Regions from separate parts of the Mus musculus genome. Here region 1 is linked to region 2. The links are chromatin loops, found by intact Hi-C in ENCODE. Cell type or tissue: gastrocnemius. All regions are shown on one strand.

Region 1 (8,000 bases), 81 kb after region 2:
AGCTTTCCAAATAGCTGGAGCACAACTGTATCATCACTGTGCCTGACTCTCACAAGTATCAAAGGTTAATTCACAGTAAATGGTAAAAGGTCTGTTCATTGAGTAAAATCAACCTGCTGTGTTGCTTTCCAGATCAGTAACCGCTTAAAAGTCGGTTCACATGACCTAGAGCAAGGTTAGATAAGTGAGCCGCTGAGCCAATCACGACCCAGAAACCAAGTTCAGACTGGGTTCTTAATTATAAAAAATTAAAAAGGACAAGATACCGTGACGTGTAAAAATGACAGAAAGCTTTAAATTTCAATGTCCAAAGAGTTGTATTAAAATACAACAGCCATTGGGAGGCAGAAGCAGGCAGATCTCTTTGAATCTGAGGCCAGCCTGGTCTATGTAGTGAATAACAACAGTGGTAGACAGTGAGACTCTGTCTTGGAAAAAATACCCAAAACCTAAACCGTTAAACAAAACCAGCAACGCCTATCCATTTTGTCTATGACTACTTTCGCCTCCACAGCCGGAGGCGAGAACCTGCACCTGCTGCAGTCTACGGGCCACAAAGCCTAAAGCATTTACTGTTCTGCCTTGGTCTAGAGCAGTGGTTCGCCTTCTCAATCTGTGGGTCTCCGACCCCTTTGGGGGTCAAATAACCCTTTCCCAGGGGTTACTTACGGCCATCAGAAAATGCAGATGTTTACATTATGATTCATAACAGTAGCAAAATTACGGTTGTTAAGGAGCAATGAAATAATTTTATGGGGGGGTGGGTTGTCACCACACCATGAGGAACTTTATTGAATTGTCGGAGCATGAGCAAGGTTGAAAACCGCTGGTCTACAGCCTCAGGTAGAGTTCCAGGCTCCAAAATTCAAAACTAGGGGCCATCAAGATGACTCTGATGTTAGAGGTGTTTGTATTAAGCTTGAAGATCTTTTAATCTCAGGGACTGACAAGGTAGATAGGGAGAATTGATTACCAAAAACACTCTGATCTCCACACTCACCCCATTAAGTACTCATCGCCATACTTCCCCAATAAATAAATCCTTTAAAACTTTAGATTCTAAACTAAAGCTGGTACACTGCTTACTACCAAAACCTCCCAATATGGAGATGATGAAGCTGTAGCTTTGTTTTAATCATTTTGCTTTTGGTCCACCTATTCTAAACTCTAAGTGTACTGACAGCTATATTGAGCACACCAATTTGGTCAGTACGGAGCCTAAACGCAATACTTTTTTGCTTTGAGATTTATAAAGGGAAAGTCCCAGTGATCAGGAGGCAGAGGCAGGCAGATCTCTGTGAGTTCGAGGCCAGCCTGGTCTAAAAAAGGTGGGGGGAAAGGAGGACTCACTTCATCTTAAACACTTAAATTATCCATCTATGGGGCTAAGAGAATTACTATAGAGTATGCAGGCCTTACAGGTGACCAAACTCAGGTTTTATAACAACACATATTACTGACTAATAGGACAAATTCCAGATGAGACGTTGAGGAGGATGGTGAGAGGCAAGAAAAGGCTACCACTAACCTCTGTCGCCTTTCTTATCAGTTGTGATAGAAGAGAACGCATGACAAAAGAGCAGAGAGACTGGAGATCATTTGGGGTTGACTACACACTATAATTAGAATAACATTGAAGGGGAATGAGCTAACTGTTTTTATAAAGTCAGCATTCAAAAATGCAAACCACCAGTAATTTAAATATTACAAAGTTGTGCAGAATATAAGTATTGGAATAATTTTTTCCATCCACAAAATTTTAGAGAAAATTACAGTATCACAAAATATGAAATGGTAAGTTTGGCATATTCTCAGTGTACAGCTTTTTTTTTTTTTTTTTTTAATTGGAAAGGATTTAACAAACTAGTCGCTAGGTTCTTGACAGGATATGATGCTGAAAACCATGTGGTTTGTTTCTGAAACTGCTTCTGGAACCAGAGGGGAAACATCACAAAGGCACTGATGTTGCAGAATGCTGAGGAACCCCGCTGAGGAGAGTTTGAGGGACCTAGTAAACTGTTTCACAACAGCCATAAATTTGTCCTTACCCAGGACTCCTAAATAAAAGCATACCAACTTTACCCAAGAGCTGTTGCATCTGACCTAGCAAAGCGTCGGTGCCTAACAGATGCTACCTCCCTGCAAGTGTGGGCAGAATAGGCTCACAGTGCCCTTTCCAGGAAGGAGCGCCAGTCCACTCCCACCCGTACCTCTCTCTCCATAGAGGACATTAAATCCTGAACACAAAGATGACAAAGTGGAAGGAGTTACTAGGTTACAGTTATGTTGACACGTCCTGGCTCTCGGAACGTCCCTCCCTCCCTCCCTGTTCACATACTACAAACAGTAGAAAAGAGCACATTATAGAAGTCCCATAGAAGGCAGCAATCACCTAGAAACCACTTCTACTGAGTCTCAGGTTTGGTGTGTTGGGAACTCCTCATTCTGCCGTCCCAAAACCCAGCTTTGCCTTTTGCCGGGATTCATCCTGAAAGAAATTCAGTATTCGCTGGGTAAACCAGGTGTCTAGTCCTTAGTGAACTGGGAAACACTATAATAAGTATTATTAAATCGTTTAATGACTACACATGGTGGAACACTCTAAGCAAGTTGCCTACAGTGTATCATTTAATGTTCACCAACACTGCTCATGGGAGTGAGTTACCCCCCCCCACTTTCAGATCAAGTAACAGAGGTTCAAGCAGCTTTGCCTCAAAATCACACAGAAAATAAATCTCAGCCTTTCCCCTAAATCCAAGCTGTCAAGAAAACAAAGCAACTCTGAGTTTTCTTTTACTAGTAAAACCCTGCCTTCGCAACATCACAATCCGCAACTTAGGGTGGAGACCCCAGTGGCAGGTTCACCAATGTCCTATGCTCATCAGCTCTCAACAACCTGCAAAGAAACCGAACTGGGCCAGACAACACCCTCATGCTTGTCCTTCCACTGGGAAAGGATTCCGAGGCAAGGAAGGGCGTGTGGGAACTAAGCTGCCATCCCAGCTTCCATCCTGGCCGAGAGCACCACCTCGGGCGGACGCCGCGGTGGACTCAGAGTAGTCTGCACTCGGTACGGGCGACTTTAGCCGTCACGCACCCCCTTCTCTTCCGTAAGTCGGAAGCAGAGTTCGGCAAAGTTAGAAGCCGGCACTCGGGGCAGAGTCCTGGTAACGCGGGACAGGCGCGTCCACGCCGCGTGCTGGGACAGAAGCCCGAACATCGGGTTCTCCGGGGTCCACGCGCGAGAGAGGGCGAGGGGGTTCGGGGGGGGGCCGGGGTCTCACTCACCGGGGCCGGAGCGGGGACCGGGCGCGGGCCGGGCCGCCAGAGTGAGCGCAGCGGCGGAGAGCAGCGCGAGACGGGCGGCGGGCGGCGCCATGGGCCGTCAGTGCGGGACCCCCGGGCGCGGCCCGGGGCAGAGGGGGCAGCACCGGGAGCCGGGGGCGGCCATGGGAGCAGGACGGAGCTCAGCGTCGCCCCGCCCTCGCCGCCCGGCCCGCCCCGGTCCGCCCCGGCCCGCCCCGGTCCGCCCCGGCCCGCCCTCCTCAGCGCCGCCCCGTCCTCCTCAGCACCGCCCGGATTGCCTGACGCCTGCTAGGATTCCGAGCCGGGCGGCCTGCGCATGCGCGGCCTGCCACTCACGCGCGGGAGCCCGCCCCCGCCCCACCTGGCTCCGCCCCCACAGCAGGCGCGGTGAGGCCACCCGAGGTGTGGAGTCTACAGGTGAGGGCGGGACGGGTCCTGCCTCTGAGTCCCCACGCTGAGGTTTGTCGGCGCTGACACCGGCCGAGCGCCGTGACCCCTGTTTCACCCTTACCTAGGTCGTGACTCACGCGCGAGTTCCACCACTGCGGTAGTAACCAGAACAAACCTCTTGCTCTTGCTAGGCTCGTGGTAGCGGCTAGCCAAAGCGTGTTCTGGAGTCCTCCAGTCCCGGTTCGTATCCCACTTGGTTACTCGTAAGATCTGTATAAATGTATACAGGTTTAAAGAAAACGGGGCTCCCTTCTGCTCAGTGGTATGTCGATACCGTCTGCTCCACAAAGCGGTTGTACAAAGTGAGATAATGCACGGAAACCTCGCACGCACAGTGGGGGCTCAGTAAATGTGGAGTTCTTTCTCCTTGTGGAGTCCTGCAGCTACCAAAGGGACAGCATACTGAGCCTTGTGCAGAATCCTATCATATCCGTGTCAACTAGCGCAACTTATTCTTTTAAAAATATGTATTTACAGCGGTGCAGTGGTGGCGCACGCCTTTAATCCCAGTACTCGGGAGGCAGAGGCAGATAGGTCTTGGTGTTGGAGACTAGTCTGATCTATAAAGCGAGTTCCAGAACAGCCAGGGCTATAAAACAGAAACAAAGAAAAAAATATATGTATGTATAAATGCATATGTACATACATATATGTTTTTTATTGTATGTGTATGGGTGCATGTGTAACACCAGAGGACCATTTGTGGGAGTCGGTTCTCCTTGCACTGTCGGTTCTGGGAACTCAGGTCCTCAACCTTGGTGGCAATTGTCTTTACCGATGAGCCATCACACCAGTTTTAAATTATTATTATTATTATTTTGAGTCTTGGAACTATGTAGATCAGGCTGTCCTCGCACTCACAGAGGTCTTCCTGCCTACGCCTCCCAAGTGCTAGAATAAAGGTGTGTGTCCCCACTCCCAGTTAAATTATTTTTAATTAGTATAAAATGGGTGATACACTATATATTTGCATATATATGTATCTGTGTGTATATATATATATCTCACCAATGTATTTTGCTCAACCATCAGCAAAATAGGAACCATAAAAGACCTCAAGGTCCAAAGATACGGAAGCAACAAAAGTGCCCAACTCGATGGGGCAAGCGCTGTGTCTCTTCATTAGGGGAGACTTGGGGTTCTGTGGCTTAAATTCTCGGTCTCCGCGAGGCAGCCCCCCACCCCCCAGGATCTCGAGCCTCCTTACTCCTCCTCACACCCCCAGGCAGCGGGGATTTTCCGATTGCTCTTGCTTAAAACGCCACGGCGACGCCCGGCAGGACAGGTCCGGGCTGTGCACCGAGAGCTTTCAAGTCCTTGGTCCGGGGCTGGCAAGTACAGGCCTGCACCAGGCTTGGCGGTGGCAGGAACATCTGCCCTCCTGTTCCTACTCGCTGTGCCCGGAGCAGGGCTGGGCGATCCTGGCCCCGTGGGATACCCTGGCCTACCTGGGGTACACCCACCCCTGCGCCCTGTGCCCCTCGCCCTCTCACTGGGCAGGTGTTCTCCCCAGCCTTCCCACACTCAGGAGGCAGCTCCCAGAGCTGGGCCCCAAGGGCGTAGATACCTCCCACGAGGCGCCTGCCTTTCTGTCCCTCTCCACCCACACGACCCAGAGCTGTGGCAAGAAGAATCTTGTTCAATCGTTTGCTTTCCCTGTTGTTCCTGAATTCAAGAACCCTAGGTGTTTCTGAGTGGACGCCCCCACCGCCCAGTGGACACACCCTTCACTTACTAGTGAGAACTCAGCCTCCAGGTTCCACACGTGGGACTGTTGTGTATATATATATATATTTTTTTTTCTTTTCTTTTCTTTTTTCTTCCTTTTTAACTGAGGGCCTAACATGACCCATGGACATCGGACATTACGGAGCAGAGAGCTTCGGCCCACAGCTGCAACAAGGAAAGAGCAATACGATTATGGTTAAGTCTGTGGTAACAATAAAGGGGCTACCCCAGGGGCCTGTGATATGGGGAGACACCACCGAAGCCAGTGCTCCACAAGGCTGCTTCACTGAGGTTGTTTTTAAGGGCCATAGGGCTTTTTGGTGATGCGCCTGCTTTTAAGTCACTCAGCTTCTGTCGTGAGACTGGATAAATTCGTTGGTTACAAAGCTGGGTTCGGGAGGAGTCTTCCTTGTCTGCTGTCGGAGCTAAATTTAGGGTGAATGGGTGTTTGTTCATACCTCCTCAGGCAAGGCAACCCAACACCAGCCTGTTTGCTCCTCCAGGAAGCCCTGTGACCTCTACCCTACACTCTTGGCTCTCCCCTCAAATGCAGCATTACCTTCAAAGACAATTTAAACCAACAGCGAACATTGGTGCAGACACTAGGTAGGGTGAGCCTTGCCCCACTCCACGAATAGTCAGACATGGATGGGGATATAGCTCAGTTAGAGTGTTTACTTAGCATGCACAAAGGCCTGCTCTCGACACCAAAGAAACAAGGTGGGTGCCTGTCATCTCCAGATTGGGAGGTAGAGGCAGGAGAATCAAGAGAGTTCAAGGTCACCCTCAACTACTCAAGTGCAAAGCCAGCCTAGATGGATTTTGTGGCACTGTCTCAAAACAAAGACAGACAGGAACATGGGCAGTGCTGAGGACAGCTCAGATGTGTGTGAGTGTGTGTGTGGGTGGGTGAGTGTGTGTGTGTGTGTGTGTGTGTGTGTAGGGTATTTCAGACACCCAGGATACTACAGAGACACCAATAAGATGTACTCTCTGTGCCTGTGTGGCCAGCGCTCTAGTGAGTCCCACCTCCAACCCTAGCACTAGAGTTGTTGTGGAACCCTGGGAGAGAAACTTGCCTAGGGTAAGTGAGTCCTTGGGTTCCATCCAAAACACAGCAACAATCAGTCAGGACGCTGGAGAGAAGCAAAACCAATCCCCTGCACTTTAACCAACCTACAGTTTAATAGACTTTTTGTTTTGTTTTTCTTTTCTTTTTCTTTCTTTCTTTCTTTTTTTTTTTTTTTTCAAGACAGGGTTTCTCTGGGTAGCCCTGGCTGTCTTGGAACTCAGAAAACCGCCTGCCTCTGCCTCCCGAGTGCTGGGACTAAAGGCGTGCACCACCACGCCCGGCTTATTTTGTTTTTCAAGACAGGATTTCTCTGTGTATCCCTGATGATCCTGGAACTTGCTCTGGCCTCCAACCCAAAGATCTGCTTGCCTCTTCGTCCTGAGTGCTGGTATTAAAGGTGTGTACCACCACACCACCACACCTGGCTACTAGATTCTTTCTATATCTCCTTTGGGTGTCAGAGGAGAAAATAGGAAGGGGGCACACAGGAGATCAAAAAAAAAAATTTCTTTTGGCCAACTCAGGGCATCCAGGCTTCCTGATAATAGCTTGAGATGATGGTGCCTCCTCCCTTATATAGAAAGTTGCCCCTGCAGATCTGGTATCAGCCTCTACTGTTCATCAAACTCTCCACCCTTAGTGCAATCAGAATAAGCTCTTCAGTTTGTATGACTGCATAGGAAATGAAAATACAGGGTCCTAGCAGGGCATAGTGGCATATACCTTTAGTCCCAGAACTCAGGAAGCAGGTGGATATCTGTGAGTCTGAGGCCAGTCTGGTCTACAGAGGGACTTCCAAGACAGCCAGGGCTACACAGAGAATCCCTGTCTCTAAAGACTATCCACCCCCACAACACACACACAAAGAAAATATAGGGTCCTGTGTTCAGACTTATTAAGAATTTCAAGCCTGGCCTTATGGCTCACACCTGCACTGGGGAGGCTAAGTTAGGGGGATTGTTGGATGTTCAAGGGCAAAACAAAACAAAAGAAAAAACAGAAGAATTTTAAGATGTTGACAGCAGAGCATTAAATGGTAGCCTGTCCTGTCCAAGCACTCTGATCTTTTTCACTACATATGTGGCACACTCGTGAAAGTGACCCCGTGTGAAGGCCTGTGAGCGCCTACCCATTGGGCTGCCTTGAGAAAGGAGCACCCTCTGGCCTTCCCTACCCCCACCTTCTCTCTGAAGCTGAAAGCCCAGCACAGATGATGGAAACATCGTCCTGGAGGCTAAAAATACAGCTGAGAGTGTCTAGGTCATAGCTTAAGGGCTCAAGGTCTTTCGCTCAGTTATGTGGTGTTGGGCTCCAGCCCCAGATGCTCATTTCAATGCTTTGCATGCCTGGGGTGTTTCGGAGACTTATTTCATGGAAAGAATTAGGATATTCATGACAGCACCTTGCCTTCAATAGGATGCTGACGTTTGAGTCCATTCGCCTG
Region 2 (8,000 bases):
GCTGAGATAGAAGGTGGAGAGTTTGAGGCTACCTCACAAACAAACAAACAAACAAACAAACACGTGCTAGGGTAGAGCTCTTGCCTTGGCCCTGGCATGATCTCTAGTGTGGTTTAAAAAAAAAAAAACAACCCTAAAGAAGAGATTCTGGCTGCCAGCAGAGGCAGGAAGCAGGATGTGCGCATCACAGCCGCTTACCACAGCCTGAGGCAGGAAGGAAAGACTGACATAAAAACCCTTTGATCGTGGTCTCTTGATCTCTGAAAGGTTCATCTCATCACGGCTGAGAAAGGATGGGCGTCTATAACTTCTGTGTCGCCTAAGACTCACTGGATCCTCTAGAATATTCCCAACCGAGCCAATGGCCAACGCCCTGGGTAGGCTTCTGGTGAACTGAGCTAGGTGCCAGGTCAGGCGGGAGTCCTCCGCGCTCAGTGGCCTACAGCTGGTACAAGGAGACAGGTAACTTCCAGAAGGCCAGCCTGGCCAGGGTACATGGCCTCAGGCTCCACAAAGCAGAGGCCATTGTCTGTCCCAGTATTCCTTGCCATCAACACTATCATATATCCTATCATATCAGTCATATGATGTTCAGTAAATATTTATAGGTAAAATGAACCATGTAGGAGCTGGGAGATGGTTAAGAGCACTGGCTGCTCTTCCAGAGGACCCAGGTTCAGTTCCCAGCACTTACAGGGCAGCTCACAACTGCCTATAACTCCAGTTCCAGGGGATCTGACACCCTCAAACAGATATACATACAGGCAAAACACCAGTGCACAAAGAAGTAAATAAATAAATCATTAAAAAGGTCTTGGAGGGAGAAGTCTGAAAGGGTATGCTGGTACCGGGGACTATATGCACGTATGGTGGGTATACACATGTTTGGTGTGCACACAAATATCTATGTAGTATGTGCTAGACATAGATGGGCAAAGTGTTTAGCCTCAGCAGCAGAGTCTCTGGACTCAGGACTGACTATAATTTGTGGGCACCACAGTGCAAAATGAAAATATAGAGTCTCTTCTTGGAAAAATAATGAAGACTCTCAGGAGGCCAACAGCCAGAGCCAAATCAGGAGCACAGGACCCTGCAAACGCCATATACCTGGGACGGCCAGCCCTATGAGCTGCAGCCCCAAGTCCTCGCTCCCTAAGAGCTCCCGGTCCATAGGTTTGCATCCCCCCCTGCCCCCACTTCCCAGTTCCCTCTTTTTTTTTTTTTTTTTCTTTTTTATCTAGACAGGGTTTCTCTGTATAGCCCTGGCTGTCCTGGAACTCAGAAATCCGGCTGCCTCTGCCTCCGAGTGCTGGGATTAAAGGCGTGCGCCACCACGCCCCGGCCAGTCCCCTTTTTTTCTTGTAAAGCTAGGTTCCTGCCTGGCTGGTCTCAGGGTTAGCGAGCATCCCTCTGTCCCTTGCTGGGGCACTCACTGTCTGCTACTTTGTGTTGTGGTTGGAACAATGAGAATTTCTTCCCTGGGGAGATGTAAATCCCTTCCTCCCTCCCTCCCTCCTTTCCTTTCCTCCCTCCCTCCCTCTTCTAAGAACGCAATATCAAACTAGAGTTTGGTTTCATCAAGGCTCACACATGACCAGAGCATGAGTGAAGGCTTGCCTACAGGAGTATGTGTGACTCTGTAGCAGCAGACTGGAAAGTTTTCACCCACCATGGATGGTGGCTCCCCCATAGCACAGGTGGAACCCCTTTTCTCACCCCCATCTTTCTAGTCTGGTTCTTTCTAGCAGCCTCTGTGGAGATGACACTGACCATGGAGGCAAAGCCACAGTTAAACTGACAGTTTAGGTCTGCAATGCCTCCCAAAGCCATGTGTGGAAGGCGTGGCTTCCCCGTTTGTTGCTATTGAGAGGTGGTGGTACCTTTAAAGGGTAGGTCCTCTTGGAAGGTCTTTATGTCATTTGGGGTGTGTCCTTGAAGGGGATTTGTTGCAAACCTGACCCCTTTTCTTCTCTTGCTGCCTGGCCAAAAGGTGAGCAGGTTTTTCCTTAACACAAGCTCTCACTGGGATGCACTGCACAGGCCCAGAGCAGAGCAGGGCTGACTGACCACAGGCCAAACTTCCAAATCTCCAAGCCCCACAAAGCCTTGATTCAATGTTTATCCTCAAATATTTGTTACAGAGACAAAAAACTGCCAAACATGGACGCTTAGGAACAAATTCCGCTCTCTGGGCTCAGTCCCAGGTAGAGAGAGAGAGAGAGAGAGAGAGAGAGAGAGAGAGAAGGCTGAGCCTTTGGTGACAGAATTTCATAGTCAGGGTGCATTTGATGACAGCTGGCCTTCTCAGTCCCTGGTTACACCCCAGAGAAGGCCTGACTGTGACTGCTGCCCCTCAGGGTTAAATGAAATCGTATACTTGTCCTGCTTAGCCAGAAACAGTCCCTCAGGTGTTAACAAACCATCAAGGCTGCAAGTCAGCCCTGCACTCTTGTGTTTGCGCCTCGAGGGTTGGTGTGGGAAGCTTTCTGGCGATAGGTCCCTAGAGCCTGATTCAATTTAAAAGACGCTGCCAGCATCCTTCCAGAGAGCATCCCGTGGCCTTGAAGCCTCCCTCAGCAGCTTTCCCGCTTGCTGCAGACCCACTGGTAGATCAAACGTCCCAAATGTGGAGAGTTCATTACTGACTTGGTGCCATCTGCTTGGGAGGACAGGGGAGCTTGCTGGAGCTCTTTTTTCCCCCCTCTCTTTTCTTGTTCTCCTTTCTCTTTCCAAAGACATAAACTTGGACTGCCAGCACATGGGGAGGAAGGATGGGGCTGGAGATGTTTATTTTGTAGTTTTCAAAGAAAAGGACTTTTGGTCTAGTAACTGAACATTCTGCTGGCTTTGGGGACAAGCTTTGTTTGTCTCAGCAGGTGTCTCTGGGGGTGACTTGGGGTGAGGCAGGACAGTGGCATAAGTAATGCAGGACCGCAAAATGGGTCCAGACCAGTAGCTTTGGAACACCTCCAGGTGACTTGTCCAAGCAGGGCACATATTCTCCTTGGTGCTCTGGAAACACACATGGCTGCTTTCTTCTGAATGACGGGGACACTTAGATTGCCCTTGCTTTCTTGTGCCTCCCATCCTTTTTAAAGATCAATGTCATTGTATTTTCAAAATGGCACATGTAGTTCATAAATGCAAACTACTTGAGCCACATATAAACACATCAAATAAAGTGGGAATGCTCCCGTGCTCCTCCTGCCCCTCCATTGGTGCTCCCCAATCCCCTTCCTCCTCATGCCCCTCCAGAGGTGCTCACTGACAGCCTAGCTGGGGCTTTAGTGCCTATACACACACAGTCATGCACGTGTGCACTCTTTAACTTGGGCAGCCTAACAAGGCCTTCTTTAAAGGGGCTGAGGGAGGCTCAGCAGGTAGGAGTAACTGCACTTGCTGAGCACCCTCCCATATTGGATGGCTTACAACCACCTCTAAGTCCACCTCCAGAAGATACATACACTTACATGCACATACCTGCCACCCCAGCACCCCACCACACACACACACACACACACACACACACACACACACAATAATAAATAAGACAATGGTGCTGGAGAGATGACGAATCAGTTGAGAGAGCACTGGCTGCACTCATAGAGGATTCAGGTCCTAGTACCCGCATGGTGGCTCACAACCACCTGTACCACCAGTTTCCAGGGACCTGACACCCTCTTCTGGCTGTGTGCATGCATTCAGTGTACAAAAACGCACAAAGTCTCTCTCTCTCACACACACACAAATATAAATGTTTTTAAGAGACAAAACTGAAGAAATATGGAAGACATAAGACTGTTATGTAATGTGATTTCTTCCTGTAGAGGTCCTGATACCTGTGTCAGCAACACAGATGAGGCATGGACGATCATGCTCTTGCTGATGGGCTGAGCTCTCTGATGGGCAGCAAGAGTGCTCTTCAAAACCTGCTCTGGCTCCAAGCCTCATTCTAAATGAACCCTTTCCTGTCCTCGCCTCTGTAACCACAACTCCCCACTGTGCCTTCTTCAGTGTAAGGAACTGGACTTCAGAAACCATGAAGGAAAGACTCTTCCCCCCTTGTTTCTGTTGGCTATTTGTTACAGAGACACGAACTGATAAACCCGTGGGCAGTGTGAGGGGACGGTGATAAGTCTTATAGTGTAACAGGTCCCAGACTGTAACACAGCTGACTCCATGATGGAAGTGCCATTCTGGCTGGAAGACTCAGCATGCAGACAGCACCACCTGCCAACACCAAAACAAAGACCTGATCCAGCTGGGCAGTGATGGCGCATGCTTTACTCTCAGCACTCAGGAGGCAGAGTCAGGCTGAGCTCTGTGAGTGTGTGAGTTCAAAGCCAGCCTGGTCTACAGAGTGAGTTCCAGGACAGCCAGGGCTATATACAGAGAGACGCTTTCTCAAGAAACAAACAAACAAACAAACAAACAAAACCCAAACATAAACAAAGATCAAATCCATCAAAGCCCTTAGTTCTGGGAAGGTCTCTAACAGTACTAACCTTATTTTATGGCTTCTGAAGTTCCACGTATGGCTAACTGTTCTTGTTAACTGAAGTATGTCAACCCAGGTCATGGTTGTTTGCTTGTTTGTTTGTTTTTGTGCATAAAAGCTCAGCTGAGAAAAGCTCCAGATTACACTGGGATCCCAAACACCCAGTGTAGTCGCAGGCTGGCTTTCTTTTGACTTAGAGACCAGAGCAGTCTTCTCGGGCGAATACACCACAACAATAAGGTCAGAGCAACGGAAAATGACCTCCAAGTGTGAGAGGTTCTGTCATCCTGAGAAGGAGAAGGGCAAAGTCAATGTCCAGGCTTAGGACCTGGAGGCCAAGACTTCAACGGAGGATGCAGGTTACCTGGAAGCTCGAGTCGAGCTTTCATTTCCGCACAATCTCAGATCTCACCACAGGGAGGCGCTGGTGAGCAAGGCTGCAGAGGCGAGGGCTTCTGCAGGGTGGAGGCTGCCAGCGCCTTGCAGGTCTTGAGCATGGCTGCCAGCTGGGCCAGGTGCTTCACCCCGTCTGTTTGCCCACCTGGGGCCTTGAAGGAGATGAAGGTCATTCAAGTTTTTCTGTGGTTGGGCCCTTAATTAAGTGGTTCTCAACCTGTGGGTCGAGACCCCTTTGGCAAACCGTCCAGCTCCAAAAATATTTACACTAAGATTCATCACAGTAACAGCAGCTATGAAGTAGTAATGAAAACAATTTTACGGTTGGGGAGTCACCACAACATGGGAAACTGTATTAAAGGGTCGCAGCACTGGGAAGGTTGGGAACCACTGCCTTAACTGAAGCAAATGATAATGCAATTCTCTGAAGGAACAGGAGCAGCAAGGTAGATTAAGCCCTGAGATGGCAGGCAGGAGACACTCCGTGGGGCTGTGGGCCTGAGGGTTTGGCTCAACTGGGAAAGTGCTTGTTGAGCAAGCATAAAGACCCGAGTTCCAGATCCACACCCATGTAAGAAAGCCAGACACCTGCTCACACCAGCAGCCCAGGCCTGAGGAGGCAGAGGCAGGAAGGCCTGGCTTGCTGGCCAGCCCCGGGTGCAGTGGAGAGGGCCACCGAGATGGCTCAGCAGGTAAAGGAGATTGCTGCCAATCGGACAACTTGAATTCTAACTCTAGGAACCACCTTGTGAAATAGAAAACCAACACATGCAAGTTGTCCTCTGATTGTCTCTCACACACACACACACACACACACACACACACACACACAGCATGGCATTCCTGCCCAACACACACACACACACACACACACACACACACAGCATGGCATTCCTGCCCAACACACACACACACACACACACACACACACAGCATGTATTGAATGCACTGAGGGGAAAGCAGTCACTGACAGGAACCAGGTCAGTTCTTTTCTCAGAAGCACACTGCCCTTATGGACGTGTTGTTGGCTTGTCATCTTGTCATCCGATACAAGGCCAGCCCCCTCCCTTCCCCTGCCCCAGAACAAGATCACCTAAAGTCCCATGAAGTCTGGTTTGTGACTCAGCTCTTATTTGCAGAATAGGGACTGATGGCTGGGCATGGAGGCACAAATCTGTAATCCCAGAACTCAGGAGATGGAAATAGGAGAGAATCAGGTTCAAGGCCAACCTCGACTACATCGCAAGTTCAAAGCCAGTCTCATCTGGATGAGATCCCTTTTTTAAAAAAATAAAAAAATCAATCAAACCACAAGAATAGGGACTATGGGCCATGTATCCATTACGACAACAGGTCCCCTCCTGTCTTCGATCCTTAGTTACTGCTAAAATCTATCTGTATTAAGAATACAGAGGCCAGGGCTGGAGAGATGGCTCAGCAGTTAGAAAGGAGCAAGGGCTGTTCTTCCTAGATGACCCAGGTTCAATTCCCAGCACCCGGAGGGGAAACCAGTACATTACATGAACTGTCTATAAAATTCCAGTTCTTCACACAGACATGCACGCAGGCAAGACACCAGTGCACATGAAACTTTTAAAAGACTGGGTGTGTTGGTGCACACCTTTGATCCCAGCACTTAGGAGGGAGACAGAAACAGGCAAATCTTTGAGTTCAAGGCCAGCCTGGTCTAGAGAGTGAGTTCCAGGACAACCAGACCACACAGAGAAACCCTGTCTCAAACAAACAAACAAACAAACAAACAAACAAACAAAATCAGAAAAAGAAAAAGCACAGGTATTGCCTGCAGCGGCCAAGTTAAATATGAGGTATTCCATTGACTAACAGGGCGTAATCTGGGATTGAACTCACGTCTTTTCTCAGCCTCCCAAATGTAGGGATTTCTGGTGCACCACATGAGGCTGTGCTCAACCAATTTACCACATGGGCAGTGGCGTGGGGGTGGGAGGCGCTCAGGGGCTGGAAGAGAAGGTCACTTGACTGGAGTCTGGGAACCAGCGGTAGCAGCAGACCCTCGAGTCTAGGTCCGCAGTCATGTGTCTCTGGTAGGAAATCCCTGGTTTCCCTGGCAGAAGAAGGTGATTTGGCTAATGTTACACGCACAAGGTGTGACATCAAGCCCATGTCCTGCACTCTTCAGCTCTGCTTTGTCCCCAGTCATAGACTCAGACTAGGAGAGTTTCTGGGAGGGAGAGTCCCAGCCTTAGCAAATAACCAAAAATGGAGAGGGCCCTGTGGTTAATCCCGCCGTGCCTCACCCACTAACAGACTAACAGACTGGAGGGGTCTCTGCGTGGGAAGGAAATGATTTTAACCCAGGGCTTGGCTGGGAGGCTCTGGGGGCGGAGTCCAACTCACGGGTATTAGAAGAGGGAAACAAAGAATTGCTGAGGATGGCAAACTGGTTATAATTAAAAGAACCTGGGTTCTGGAAAACAGTGTGGGGCGGCCAGCTGTCCTGGGTCTGGGTTCCTGCTTGGAGCTGGGGGTGGGGCGGGAACAGACAACCCCAAGAGCCAGCTGCCCTAGCTGCTGGGCAGACCCCTGAGGAGAGACCGAGGCAGAGCAGACTGTGGGAGGAGAGCCTCTCTCCTTAGGGCTCTCTCGGGCCAGGATGCACAGGAAGGCACGAGTGCGTGTGTGCGTGCGTGTGTGTGTGTGTGTGTGTGCGTGCGTGCGTGCGTGTGTGTGTGTGTGTGTGCGCGCGCGTGTGTGTGTGTGTGTGTGTGTGTGTGTGTGTGTGTGCGCGTGTGTGTGTGTGTGTGTGTGTGTGTGTTGGGGGTGGGGGGGTCCCCTCAGCTCCCCGCTCTATTGCTCCTTCCCATTTCCCACAACCCAGACTCAGCCATGCTGTCTCTCAGGAAACCAAGCAGGCTGGAGGATGGGTCAGGCCTGATTCTAGTGCTTCATGGATGAGATATTTAAACTCTCAGAGCCATGTTTCTCCCATCTGAGTGGGGACAGAAACAAGACCTAATCCGTGCAGTTGCCGCAGGGATTAAGTAGTGAACAGCAGGGTTGCGAGCAAGCAAAGGCCTGTGGGTGTGGGCAGGCGCCTGCTATTGCATGGCTCCTGGGTGGAGGACTC

What was found. Peaks named below come from ENCODE experiments on the same cell type or tissue, not always from the same donor. Only the 100,000 strongest peaks of a DNase experiment are listed, where the experiment ranks them.
Region 1: a loop joins it to region 2, with 3.0 times the contacts of the local background. A loop is called at or near these places in 13 of 42 quality-filtered maps.

What each region holds. Positions count from the first base shown.
Region 1 is chr11:5,258,147-5,266,146 of GRCm38, forward strand. Kremen1 (kringle containing transmembrane protein 1) reads right to left here and starts at 3,464. Exons shown (of 9, transcript NM_032396.3): 1 at 3,289-3,464. The coding sequence starts at 3,379. Gm46268 (a long non-coding RNA gene) reads left to right here and starts at 2,871. Exons shown (of 4, transcript XR_003949640.1): 1 at 2,871-3,070; 2 at 3,570-3,936; 3 at 5,593-5,679. In gastrocnemius, no CTCF peak of the experiment used is centred here; DNase peaks (open chromatin) are centred at 3,598 and 5,135; H3K4me3 peaks cover 2,512 bases; H3K27ac peaks cover 5,376 bases.
Region 2 is chr11:5,177,119-5,185,118 of GRCm38, forward strand. No RefSeq gene overlaps it. Among named protein-coding and RNA genes, the nearest start is that of Emid1, 29 kb to the left of the region's middle. In gastrocnemius, a CTCF peak has its summit at 4,923; DNase peaks (open chromatin) are centred at 2,898, 4,952, 5,453 and 7,402; H3K27ac peaks cover 2,096 bases.